Linked DNA regions of Homo sapiens: regions 1, 3 and 4 are each linked to region 2. A link is a contact called in ENCODE Hi-C or POLR2A ChIA-PET data. All regions are on one chromosome and are shown on one strand. The core of a region is the stretch at or near the end of the contact, and the rest is flanking DNA. Distances in the headings are between cores, read along the strand shown.

What was found. Hi-C counts contacts between places; a loop is a spot of excess contacts on that map. ChIA-PET counts read pairs that join two places held with the same protein, here RNA polymerase II (POLR2A). Pooled maps may share reads with other maps.
Region 1: a loop to region 2 is called in a map of OCI-LY7, with 3 times the contacts of the local background. The contact joins the enhancer-like site here to the promoter of SLC35A1 in region 2. A Hi-C loop is called at or near these places in 6 of 168 maps with a recorded cell type or tissue (Caco-2, K562, OCI-LY7 and 3 more), 18 of 37 single-sample maps with no recorded cell type and 14 of 50 pooled maps. POLR2A ChIA-PET finds 5 or more read pairs at or near these places in 3 of 52 experiments (Caco-2, K562 and OCI-LY7).
Region 3: a loop to region 2 is called in a pooled map, with 5 times the contacts of the local background. The contact joins the enhancer-like site here to the promoter of SLC35A1 in region 2. A Hi-C loop is called at or near these places in 17 of 37 single-sample maps with no recorded cell type and 5 of 50 pooled maps.
Region 4: a pooled map shows a loop between it and region 2 (3-fold over the local background). The contact joins the enhancer-like site here to the promoter of SLC35A1 in region 2. A Hi-C loop is called at or near these places in 7 of 50 pooled maps.

Annotation. Positions count from the first base shown.
Region 1 is chr6:87,795,284-87,798,045 of GRCh38, reverse strand. The region is part of intron 2 of LOC101928911 (a long non-coding RNA gene); the gene reads right to left. Among named protein-coding and RNA genes, the nearest start is that of AKIRIN2, 94 kb to the right of the region's middle. RefSeq lists enhancers at 1,120-1,219, 1,174-1,673, 1,674-2,175. Within about 2 kb of position 1,394, at least 5 of the 41 ENCODE cell types and tissues checked have a DNase peak (open chromatin) inside an H3K27ac peak, as active enhancers do; they include OCI-LY7, where a contact is called at or near this core.
Region 2 is chr6:87,471,589-87,474,288 of GRCh38, reverse strand. It overlaps SLC35A1 (solute carrier family 35 member A1), which reads right to left and starts at 1,315. Exons shown (of 8, transcript NM_006416.5): 1 at 1,270-1,315. The coding sequence starts at 1,285. It overlaps LOC124901357 (a long non-coding RNA gene), which reads left to right and starts at 1,344. Exons shown (of 2, transcript XR_007059668.1): 1 at 1,344-1,516; 2 at 1,791-2,700. RefSeq lists enhancers at 447-546, 597-766, 762-1,668 and a silencer at 1,217-1,356.
Region 3 is chr6:87,924,285-87,926,984 of GRCh38, reverse strand. No RefSeq gene overlaps it. Among named protein-coding and RNA genes, the nearest start is that of SPACA1, 120 kb to the left of the region's middle. RefSeq lists enhancers at 1,275-1,464, 650-1,739. Within about 2 kb of position 1,429, at least 5 of the 41 ENCODE cell types and tissues checked have a DNase peak (open chromatin) inside an H3K27ac peak, as active enhancers do.
Region 4 is chr6:87,903,813-87,906,610 of GRCh38, reverse strand. The region is part of intron 2 of LOC101928911 (a long non-coding RNA gene); the gene reads right to left. Among named protein-coding and RNA genes, the nearest start is that of SPACA1, 140 kb to the left of the region's middle. RefSeq lists an enhancer at 1,158-1,407. Within about 2 kb of position 1,315, at least 2 of the 41 ENCODE cell types and tissues checked have a DNase peak (open chromatin) inside an H3K27ac peak, as active enhancers do.

The DNA of each region.
Region 1 (2,762 bases), core at 145-2,644, 320 kb before region 2:
TCAGCTGGGTACTTCAAGATCTATACACAAACCTGTTCATTTCAACATTATTTATAAAAATGGTTTCTAGTAGCACACCCAGATATTTGGATCTTACCAAATACCTTGCAGCAGAGCTATATGGAGATGCAAATATTTTCACCAAATATTATTGAAAACATTTCTCATGTGGTCCATTTTTAATTATAGAAAGCATAAATACATATTTAAATGTGTTGTAGGATATTTCACAAAATGTTAACATGACCCTGGGCAAGGAAAAATCATGGGTGATATATTTTTCATCAATAGTCTGTATTTTATGTATTTTTTCCCAAAAATGGACATGCATTTTAACTGTATAAAAAATTCAAGGCCGGGCACAGTGGCTCATGACTGTAATCCCAGCACTTTGGGAGGCTGAGGGGGGTGGATCACCTGAGGTCAGGACTTCGAGACCAGCCTGGCCAACATGGTGAAACCCCATCTCTACCAAAAATACAAAATTAGCCGGACATGGTGGTGCGTGCCTGTAAACCCAGCTACTCAGGAGGCTGAGGGAGAAGAATCATTTGGACCCAGGAGGTGGAGGTTGCAGTGAGTCGAGATCATGCCATTGCACTCCAGCCTGGGCAAAAAGCGAATCTCCACTTTAAAAAAATAATAATAAATATAAATAAATACATACATACATACACATCTTTAAATGGAAGAAAAAGTAAAATCGGGGCAGAGTGGGGGTGTGACAGGGAAGGGGTGTATGGAGGAGGGATGTGTTCTGGGAGCTAGAGATGCTCTATTCTTGATCAGAATGATAGTCATCAGGGTGTTCCCTTCATTCTGCTGTACATTTATTCTCTAATCTTTTCAGTCACTCTACCATATTTCACAACTTTTAAAAAGGGGAGGGGGTTAAAAAAAGAAAAGTCTGAGAATTTTAACACAAGCTAGGGGAAACTGTAGTTTCAAAGAAAAAAAAAAAAAAGGAAGAAGAAGAAAAGCCTGTTCAGTTGCTGCAATGCCTAATAAAGCTGCAAATACAGCCCAAACCCACAGGCTGTCAGATTCACAAAGTGTGAATGTAATGTAGGCAGGGGAGATGAAGCATTGAGTTATGTTTCTCACTCACACACACACACACACACACACACACACACATGAAAATCTGTCCTTCTGGCCGCCCACCCTTCACCTAATCAGCACCAGTCTAGGCTGCTCAGTGGTGTGTATTCTCACCAAGGTGCTGCCCAGAAGATCCACCTTGCTCAGGGAAGCGTAGTTGGTCCTGTTCCCTTTCACTTTTGCTGGTGCCAGAAATCCTGACAGAAGCAACAGTCTCTATGGTGCCAGAAGAGGAGGCTGTAGCGCTGCCTGGAGACAAACCCTTGCAGAATATATGCTTCCAATTGGAACATGTTGCTTTTAGAGCCTCAGGGCCCTGCAAGGGCAGGATGTGCCGCTCTGATTCCCAGTGTGTGACAGCAGGGGATTCCTCCCAGTTATTCTCAGAGTCAGGCTGTGGTTTGTACTTTCTTTTTTTTTTAGAGACGGAGTCTCGCTCTGTTGCCCAGGCTGGAGTGGTGCAGTGGTGCGATCTCGGCTCACTGCAACCTCCGCCTCCCGGTTTCAAGTAATTCTCCTGCCTCAGCCTCCTGAGTAGCTGGGACTACAGGCACACGCCGCCATGCCCGGCTAGTTTCTCTTGTCTTTTAGTAGAGAGGGGGTTTCACCATGTTGCTCAGGCTGGTCTCAAAACCCTGAGCTCAGGCAATCCGCCCACCTCGGCCTCCCAAAGTGCTAGGATTAGAGGTGTGAGCCACTGCACCCGGCCGGTTTGTACTTTCTATCAGATCATTCAACTAAACTTTGTGACACCGCAGATAAAACAAAGCAGATTAATGTCGCTGATCCAAAGAGCCAGGTTCTGCTGCACTTGGACCCAATGGGACCCGAAGAGGCTTCGGCTCTCCAGCAAAGATTGGGGGAGCCAGGTTTGTCCTCACCCGTAGTTCAGGGATGGTGTTGGGTAATTTTGATAAAGTACCCCTTCCTCATAGAAGCAAAAACTCCTTTCTGTTATTTTTTCTTTTAACTTCCAAATTAAAGACACCAACATGTTGTAACAAACAACATAGAACATCCTTTAATCCAGTAAGGGGCACTGCCAACCATGAAGAAGGTCAGTTCACAAGCAGACACATAGGGCATAGACATGGCCTTCCCGTTGCAATCTTGGTTCCACCTCTCATGGTACCTCACGCTCTCTGTCTTGTGTTGTAACTATCTGTGCACTTACCATTGACTTTATCTCCTCCATTACTGGGCTGCAGGCTCCCAGAGGACATAATCCGTGTACAATGGATTTACCTTTGTTTCCTCCCTGCCTGGCATAATGCCTTGTAGTCAGTAGCTCCTCCAAATGTTTGTAGAGAAGAAGAAAGGGAATTAGCATGCCTTAATCTCTAAGCTGTACCAGTTACTATACATATGCTTAATGTATATGATCATATTTAACTCGTAAAACCAGCCTCCAAGGTGTTATTATTACCATTTTATAGAAATGGTAAAGAAACGGAGGCTCAAAAAAGTTAGATGCCTGCTTAAGATCACTGAGCCAGTTAGAGTGAGAGATGGACTTGAGTCTAGAACTGTCCCTCTGCCAAATTCCTGCTCTTATTTCTTCATTAACGAGTGAATGAATGGGGGTTAATGATACCTGTGCGATGAGTCATCCCCAGACCCCCAGGTGCTACTAACACTGCTTCCCAACCCTCGCCTGGGGT
Region 2 (2,700 bases), core at 66-2,565:
GTGGATATTCGGAAACTATGGAAACTGTAGTTTTGTTAGGATTACAATCAAGGCTCAACAAATATGTATTGGCAATAAGCCTAAACCTTTACATTGTTGCAGCTATTTCAAGTAATGATTTGACTTCTGTAATTTATAAGTTTTCGTTCGGATCAATTTTGCTATCCCCATTCCATTTTAGTTATCAAAACAATTCTATTTCTTTTTCTTTTATTTCCTGTGTTGCTACAAAAAAAGGCTTTTAAGATTGGACTTATTTGAAATGAAACAGAAAGAAGACATAAGAGAAGCATATGCAACTAAAGACAATGCCCCTGGGCAGGGCCTGATGAGAAACATGGACCCCGCAACAGGGAAAATAACTTGAAACCCACGCAAGAAGATATTCCTTATGTATTCGTTCAATATTTATTCAAGGGTGAAGCCAAGTGCTCTATGGAGGAAGGGTGGAGCAAGAATCCGGGTGTTGCCCAACTTCTCCTGGTTAATGCACCACAGTCAAAGAATCCACCTCTGGTCCCAACTTACACACACTGCTCAGCAAAAAGTGGTGCGGAGTCAATTAGACTCGCCCTCCTTAAATGTCAATTAGTCAACAAATACGCCTTCACCCGAATGTGCCATCCCTCAGGAGGAGGGAGGTGGATCTCAGCTTCCACCCCAAATAGCAGCATACAGCATTCTCTATAATTACACACAGCATACAGGTGGGAACTGTTAACGACTGTTATCTTCCTTTCGTTACGATTTCAGTGCTGTTTTGACGCCCCAGTGATGTCTTTAGTGGTTGTTGCATGGCCCAGCCGCCGCATGGGATCTGCGCCCGGAGCCTGCCTTTAAGCCTCTGAGCATCCACAGGGTAGGAGGCGCAGAGGAGACCGGAGCCGCGGGGCCAGGGTGAAGAACTGTCCTGCCTCGCTGGGTAATGCGGTCCAGCCCCGGACCCACGCCCTGGCCTCTCTCCGGGTCCGCCGCAGCCCCGGCCTGTCAGAATTCGGTTCCCACCCACTCCCAGCTAGTGGAGGTCAGTGCGGTCTCTGACTCCGACCTGCCCAGCGCGGAGTCAGCCGCGGAGACTGCAGCCGCAGCGGAAGGCAGGCTGCCCTGACTGCCGGGAGCGGCTCCACGCAAACTCCTGACGCCTCAGCCAGGCCCCAGAGGCACTGGGCAACCAGGGTGCTCCGCTGCCCGACAGGGGCTGACCAGCGCAGATGCTCGCCCGCCGCCGCCCCCCGCGGACTCCCCACTCCCAGCAGACCCAGTTCTCACCTCTCGGGGCAGCCATGGTTCCCCGACAGCCCCCCGCGGAACTGACGCCCGCCCCCTCCGCGCCCCCGCGCAGGACACCGGGGACCGCCCCTTGTGGTCATAGAGACGAAGCCGCTCGGCCTAGAGCGCCTCGCCGGCCTCCCGGTCGGCCACGCACTAAAACTGGGCTCAGGAATCCAAGCTACACCCCAAAATGGGGAGAACGCGGATCGAAGGGAGGCCTTCCCGGCCGCGTCCTAGGTGACAGGTGTGTGAAATTCGGTTGGGGAGGTAGTTCTGTAAACTGCGTCTCCCCGCCAGCTAAGGAAGTTGAGTGAAGGGAGCGTTGCCGTCTGGGAATCGTAGTCCTCACAAAGGCGTGAGTAGGCGGCAAATAAGGATTTGGGTTTAGCCTTGGGGATTCACTCCTGTCAAAGCTGTTAGAGAAGCTCCCAGAACTCGTAAAGTAACAGAAACTACTTGCGGCAACATTTGTAACTTCCACCTGGCTCATTATCTTCCACTGTTACCTTGTGTTCTAGATAAGTTATAATTTATTCTACATATCGTTCAGAAGTCTTGTGCCTGTTCCATATCGTCAGCAGTCATCGGTTGTATTTACCCAGCCAGGCATTCTAACTAATGATCTTCGCACAACAAAACGGCCTTTAAAAAATCAGATGTATCGGCCGGGCGTGGTGGCTCACGCCTGTAATCCCAGCACTTTGGGAAGTCGAGGCAGATGGATCACCTAAGGTCAGGAGTTCGAGACCAGCCTGGCCAATATGGCGAAACCCCGTCTTTACTAAAAATACAAAAAATTAGCCGGGCGTGGTGGCGCGCACCGGTAATCCCAGCTACTCAGGAGGCCGAAGCGGGAGAATCACTTGAACCCGGGAGATTGCAGTGAGCCGAGATTGCGCCCCTGCACTCCAGCCTGGGCGACACAGCGAGACTTCGTCTCAAAAAACAAAAAAAATTAGATATATCAACAGGCATTTTAACCACTATAATCTCCACTTTCACTAGGGGATGTTAATTAGCTATCATAATTGATATTAGAAATAATTCATTGGTGAAATAAATGATGTTCAAGATATGTGGATTGGTTTAAAATAATATGAAAATACCTCAGCACTTACAGGAATAGGGATGCAAGATTCTGAGCTGCCCAGCAGCCCACACCTTCTGCAGCATGTTCTTTCCCCAAAATTGTCCTTTTAGAGGGTTGGTTGTATACCATTGTCTTGTTAAATATACATATAGATATATCTGGTCTGTTAACATTGTTGGAACATTTTGCATGCCTTATTAGCATCATATTAATATTGGGAGGGGCTCCCAGGAGACCAGAGTTGACTTTGTAGAGGCAGACATTTGATTAATCTCATTTTGCAATAGTGTTGGACTTTTCCTCTACCTGGTAGTAAGTGTGCTCACTGGTGCTAATCT
Region 3 (2,700 bases), core at 180-2,679, 450 kb before region 2:
CCATCTGGGGGCCAAACACTCTTCTGGGTGCTTTATATTTGTGACCTCATCTCAGGTGGACAATGACCTAGCCAAGGTGGCTCTCATAATCCTTCAGTCACAACTCAGAGAATGGAGTGACTGCACAAAGGACCCAGTGGTGACTGGCAGAACCGGTACTGTGAATCAGCTGTCTTTGAGCCTGGAATTATATTCTTCTGGAAATGCCTCTCTTTACCCAGGCCAGGCAGTTCCCAAACAATTCCCCAAAAGACGCCAGATTTGTGAACAGATATTGGTTGACTAAAACATGTTCCCCCTACAGGAAAAACAACTCCAAGTGCATGCCTTAATGACAGTGCTTCTGCAGTGTCCCCGCTGTACCTGGGGACAACATACTATCCACAATGGATAGTATGTACTGAATACCTACTTTGTGCAAGGGACTAAGCTGACAACTCTGTATACAAGAGCTCATTTAATCTTATTATTATTCCTGTTTTATACAAGGTTAAGTAACTTGCCCAAAGTCACAGCCAGAACTGGGACTTAAACCCAGATCACTCAACTCCAGAATCCATGTTTCATGACTATTTTCCTAACCACTGTTTTTCACTGCCTCTCCTTGAGGGAAATAAATCAGTGGGCCCTGGTATCTGAGAAACGCCACCACAAGACAGCCAACCTCAGCGCTTTGTGGATTTCTCTAATTCTAATTTCTAGTCCCTGTTTTTGTCACCTGTGTGAGTGGTAACGGCCTGAAGCACTGGTATTACTAAGACAGGTCCCCCATCCCCTAAGCAATCTTGAGGGCTGTGACGAACTATAGATAAATGAGGGTAGGTTGAGCACTTCGAATTGGAACGCATGAAATTGGTTGGATTTGTAATCAGATGAGAGAAAGCAAAGGCTTTAGGAAAGCCCACTTTTCCCCGTAGTCCCTTCTCATGGCCATGAGGCATCATCAACTCTTAATGGAAAGGGTATAAATGCTGGAGTTGGGCAGACCTCAGGTCAAGCCCTGGCTCCACTCCTGGCCAGCTGAGTGACTTGGGCCAGGTAACTTCATCTCCCTGAGCCTCAGTCTCCTCATGTGTAAAGTATGTGCACCAGTAGCTAGCAGAGGGCTGGGAACACGGATGGAGATGATCCACAGGAAGCACCTGGCACTATGTCTGGCACGTGGGAAAGGATCAAGTACATATTAGCTAAAAATAAAACTGAGAGCATGGTTTCAGGGCCGTTGGGGATTCCCCAGTCACCAGACTGTGACCATCTGCCCCGATGCTGCATGTGGGATCCTCCAGATCCTACACTGGCGTTGCATCCCTGTGTCTGGCAGGACAGGTGGCTTTTCCTAGCCACCTCAGGAGAGTACATTTGTCACCACGGATGCAAACCCTGGAAGCCAGTGCAAGCTGCTTGCTACAGCACTGGTGTGGCCAGGCCCCTGCTCTGCCAGAACTTGCTTCTAGTGAGAAACCTCATTTCTCACCCCATGGTCAGGTGGACTGTGGTGGGAGGAAGAGGTTGGGAGCAGAAAAGGTGACAGTTCTGGTCTCAGAGTTGATGGCTTCAGATCCCGCAGGGGTTCAGATGCCTTCAGATTTATAGGCCCATAACAGCAGAAAGCTGCCTCCTGGCTGAGCCTGGTGCTGCTTTTGGGCCCGGGGGGCTCCTGGCTGATACTGTTTGTGAACCTCTTTATCTCTCTAATGCCATGTTCTCTAAATCTTGGTATTAGAACGATGAGAAAGGGCGGAGGAGGGTGATTCATGCCCTGGTTACACTGACAACGAAATTCATCGAAATCAAATTTCTCCTAAGCATGCTAACAACATCCCGGCTGGTGCCTGCCTCGGCTGTAGGTCTGGGTTTGTTTGGTTTCTACAACAATTTTTCTTTTTAATGTCATTATTTTTATTATTTCGCCTAATGTTTTTATAATGTGCTTACTGTGGAGGTTGTTCCACAGAGCCCGCCAGCTCTCTGGGGATAGGGTGGGCCACGCTTGGTAACCCCAAAGGCTGCTGTTTTGCACAACCCTCCAATCACTGAAGGAAATAGAGTCTTCACCCTCCCCACTTCCCTAGACCTGTCTTGACAAGGAATCAAACACTAACCATAGAATTACTAACCTGTTCAACCCCAGTCTGAGCAAAGCTCCAATATTAACTGATGAACCCAACCAACCCTCCCCTTCTTCCACCCACCTTTTATTCTCCCAGTTAAGCATCTCTGGTTGCATCAGTCCTTTTTTCTATGTCATGGCTTCTGGCTCCACTTCTGCCATCCTGCCCTGGAACATCATCCCCTGCCCTATTTGCCCATATCCCTCTTAAATGTGACATTGATTAAGGGATGAATAAATGATACCACATCCATATTTCTGGAACATTAAGCATTTTAAAATTAATTTTGGAGAGGTGTCAATGATGTATCCTTAAGTGAAGAAAGATGGAGAAAATGGGTTTGTCCACTTTATGAAAAACCAAAAATCCCAACAAAAATCTTATATACTTGTGGGTTTGTTTTGATATGTTTGTCTCAGCATGAGTAACAGCACAGAAGGATACACACCAAGTTGTTAACATGTGTTATCTGTTTTGGGGGATGTTAGAAGGAAGAATTTTTTTTAATATACCTATAATGTTTCATTACCTGCAGTTAACTCTTGTTACTCTGATTTATTTATTTATTTATTTATTTTTGAGACAGGGT
Region 4 (2,798 bases), core at 66-2,565, 430 kb before region 2:
ATCCTAAACACCTTTATGACATCTTTCCCCCTCCCCACCTTAAGTCCAGTTCTGTTGGGTCTTCTTCACCTCACTGTCTGGCCCTCTCTTCGAATACTGAAATGTTTTCCCAATGTCTTCCCTCCTGATTTCTAGGTTGGATCATAAACCTTGCCCTTAGCCCACCCACTCCTGTTTCCTCCTCTACTGCTCTGTTCTCTCCCGTCCATCCCTGAGGGGCTCATTACCCAAGCACCATTTACAATGACAAAGCAAATGCACTGCATTTAGATTGATTTTTGTCTTAGTCAAACTGGGGTACATTTGTAATACAGAAAAGGATTGGTGTGTTTCATCACAAGGAATTAAAGCTATTATCTCACAAATCTGATTGATGTGAGCAGCCAAAACAAATATGTTGAGTAATTTCTTCCCTTACTAACTAGTTCTTTGCTTGAATCTTCCAGTTAATAGTTACGCCTGGCAAATTCTCAAATGGTATATATTATATTCATCCCAGCACTTGCGTTCTGTTTTGGATATGATTTTGAAAGAAGACATCTTAGAGAGTAAATTCTTGAGGAAAGGACATAAATAGATAAATACCAGATATAAATAGATAAACATGAATAAAAATGCATATTTCAGAAACATTGTAAAAAATAACAATAATAATAATAATATAATGGCTGTAATTTTTCAAACATCCTCAGACCACAAAGGTAATGCAGAGGGAAAATAGGCGTATTTGTTTTCCTCTTGCCTTATGGCTGAAAGAGCAAAGCATGCATGATTTTTATGACCTGGCTAGTGATGTGTCCCTTCAGGGAGCTATTAACTCTATCCTTGTAGATGGTGCCTGATCCCCTTCAAAATTAGAAATTGCTTAAAACCAGAAAAAAAAAAAGCATTTCATTCCTAAATAGGCCATTAGTGATATTGGATAGTTTGTTATGCTGTAATGCAATATTGAAATTCCTAGAGGCAATGGATTTTCAGTAGTGAATTAAAAAGACCAAACTAAACCAAGTATTTGAGGAATGAGTGAAAAGAATCTTGGGTAGCTAACTATTTTATAGGTTGTGTGTCAGCAAGTGACCTTTTGAAAATAAAATTATTAACTCTCCCCAGAGAACTAAATGCAAATTGAGCCCAGCTGGATTGTGTGGTAGGTATGAAAACATATCTATTTTGATGCAGGGGAGCAGGGGGTGGACATATATGTCACGAAATGTCAGAATAATGACCATCACCCTCAACAGAAAGTAAGTGGACTAAAAATAGCAACATACAGTTTTGGTTCTTAAAAATTATCAGCAAAGATGCAAAGGGTAATGACAGCAGATGTGTACAGCAGGGTTTTAACCTGAGTATGTGCCTGGACATGCTGTGCTGCCTCACTGCACAGCTAATACAACCTTTGACAACCTTTTCCCAGGAATGCAGAAGTCCAAGAATAATGCACATAAACTAAATAGCATCATTTCGTAGCATAAGTTAAAGGGAAGCTAATTTACTGGCTGCATGTTACAATAGATAAAATGAATTTCATTGTCTCCATGCCTGTACCTATCATCAGGCTTAATGTAAATACCCCTTTGAAGGACTATAGCTATCAGACGTGACATTAGAGTGATTCACAAACAGCTCTAATTACATAAGTACAAAACTATATTGTACTTACAGGCTTGCAGATACTAACTAATTTCTCATCATTTGCATCCAAAAACCCTGGTAAATTCCCTTTTCCTGAATATAGTATCTAAATTTTAAATGTGTAGGAAAAGTCACTATTCTACTAAGTGTATCTTTCAATAGATACTTAATTTCCTTTCTGAAGTTACTGTAATTATTTCAGGAATTGAGCCTTTTTGTCCTAGAATTTTTGTTCTCATCAGGATAGACAAGCTCTCCAAGGACACGCTGATATTTCTCCTGGCTAACCTCTGGGGACATTATCAATGCATGGTACAGTAAGTTAATATTTCACCAAAGGTTAAAAAAAATAGAAGAATACAATTTGAGGAGAGGGGATTGTTAAGAATCATATTCAGGTTAAAATATTACATTCATAGGAACTTTAAAAATTTTAAATCAATATAGATGATTTCAACACAGTATATAAATCAAAGCCCTCCTATTTATTCCCTGGCCTGATTGATAGGGTTTCTCTATTAAAATTGCCCATTCCATCCCAAATATGGATAATATATAATTTGAAGTTGAAATCAGGTCCCTTGAGTTTCTTGAGATTGGATAAATGTCTGCAAACATCAACAAACAGGCCTTAAAGTAAGGCAGTAATCTATAAACCATCCTGATGACTTGTCAATAGGAGGAGGGAGACAGGATGAGACTGTAAACTCAGCAACCTCTTCCTGACCTTAACCCTCCCCCAACCTCTGAAAAGTAATGAGGACTGTTCCTTGAGCCTTTGTTTGAGGAAGCTGAGAATAAGAATTGTGAGCTCCTGTATTCCCACAGAGACTTAAAGTATCCACAACCCCTTCAGTTCAAAATTGCTTTATATTTGGTGACCTGAGGTTCAAGTAGATAAGTTTTGCTACATTCAAGAATGCAGAAATAATTCACCCTGTCACTGCACTGAGCAAGACAACCAACCAGGGCTGGTGTGGCCCAGGAAAGGTCTAGGGAAACAGGGAACCGAGGATGTATTTCAAGGGGGCAGGTGGACTGGGGAACAGGAACTGTTTGAATAATTTTCAGAGACTCTGAGATTTTAGCTGCCACCAAAATGAGAAAAAAAGCACCAGATGTAGAGTTAGTAAACCAAGTTTCTAGTCAGCTCTGCCATTAAT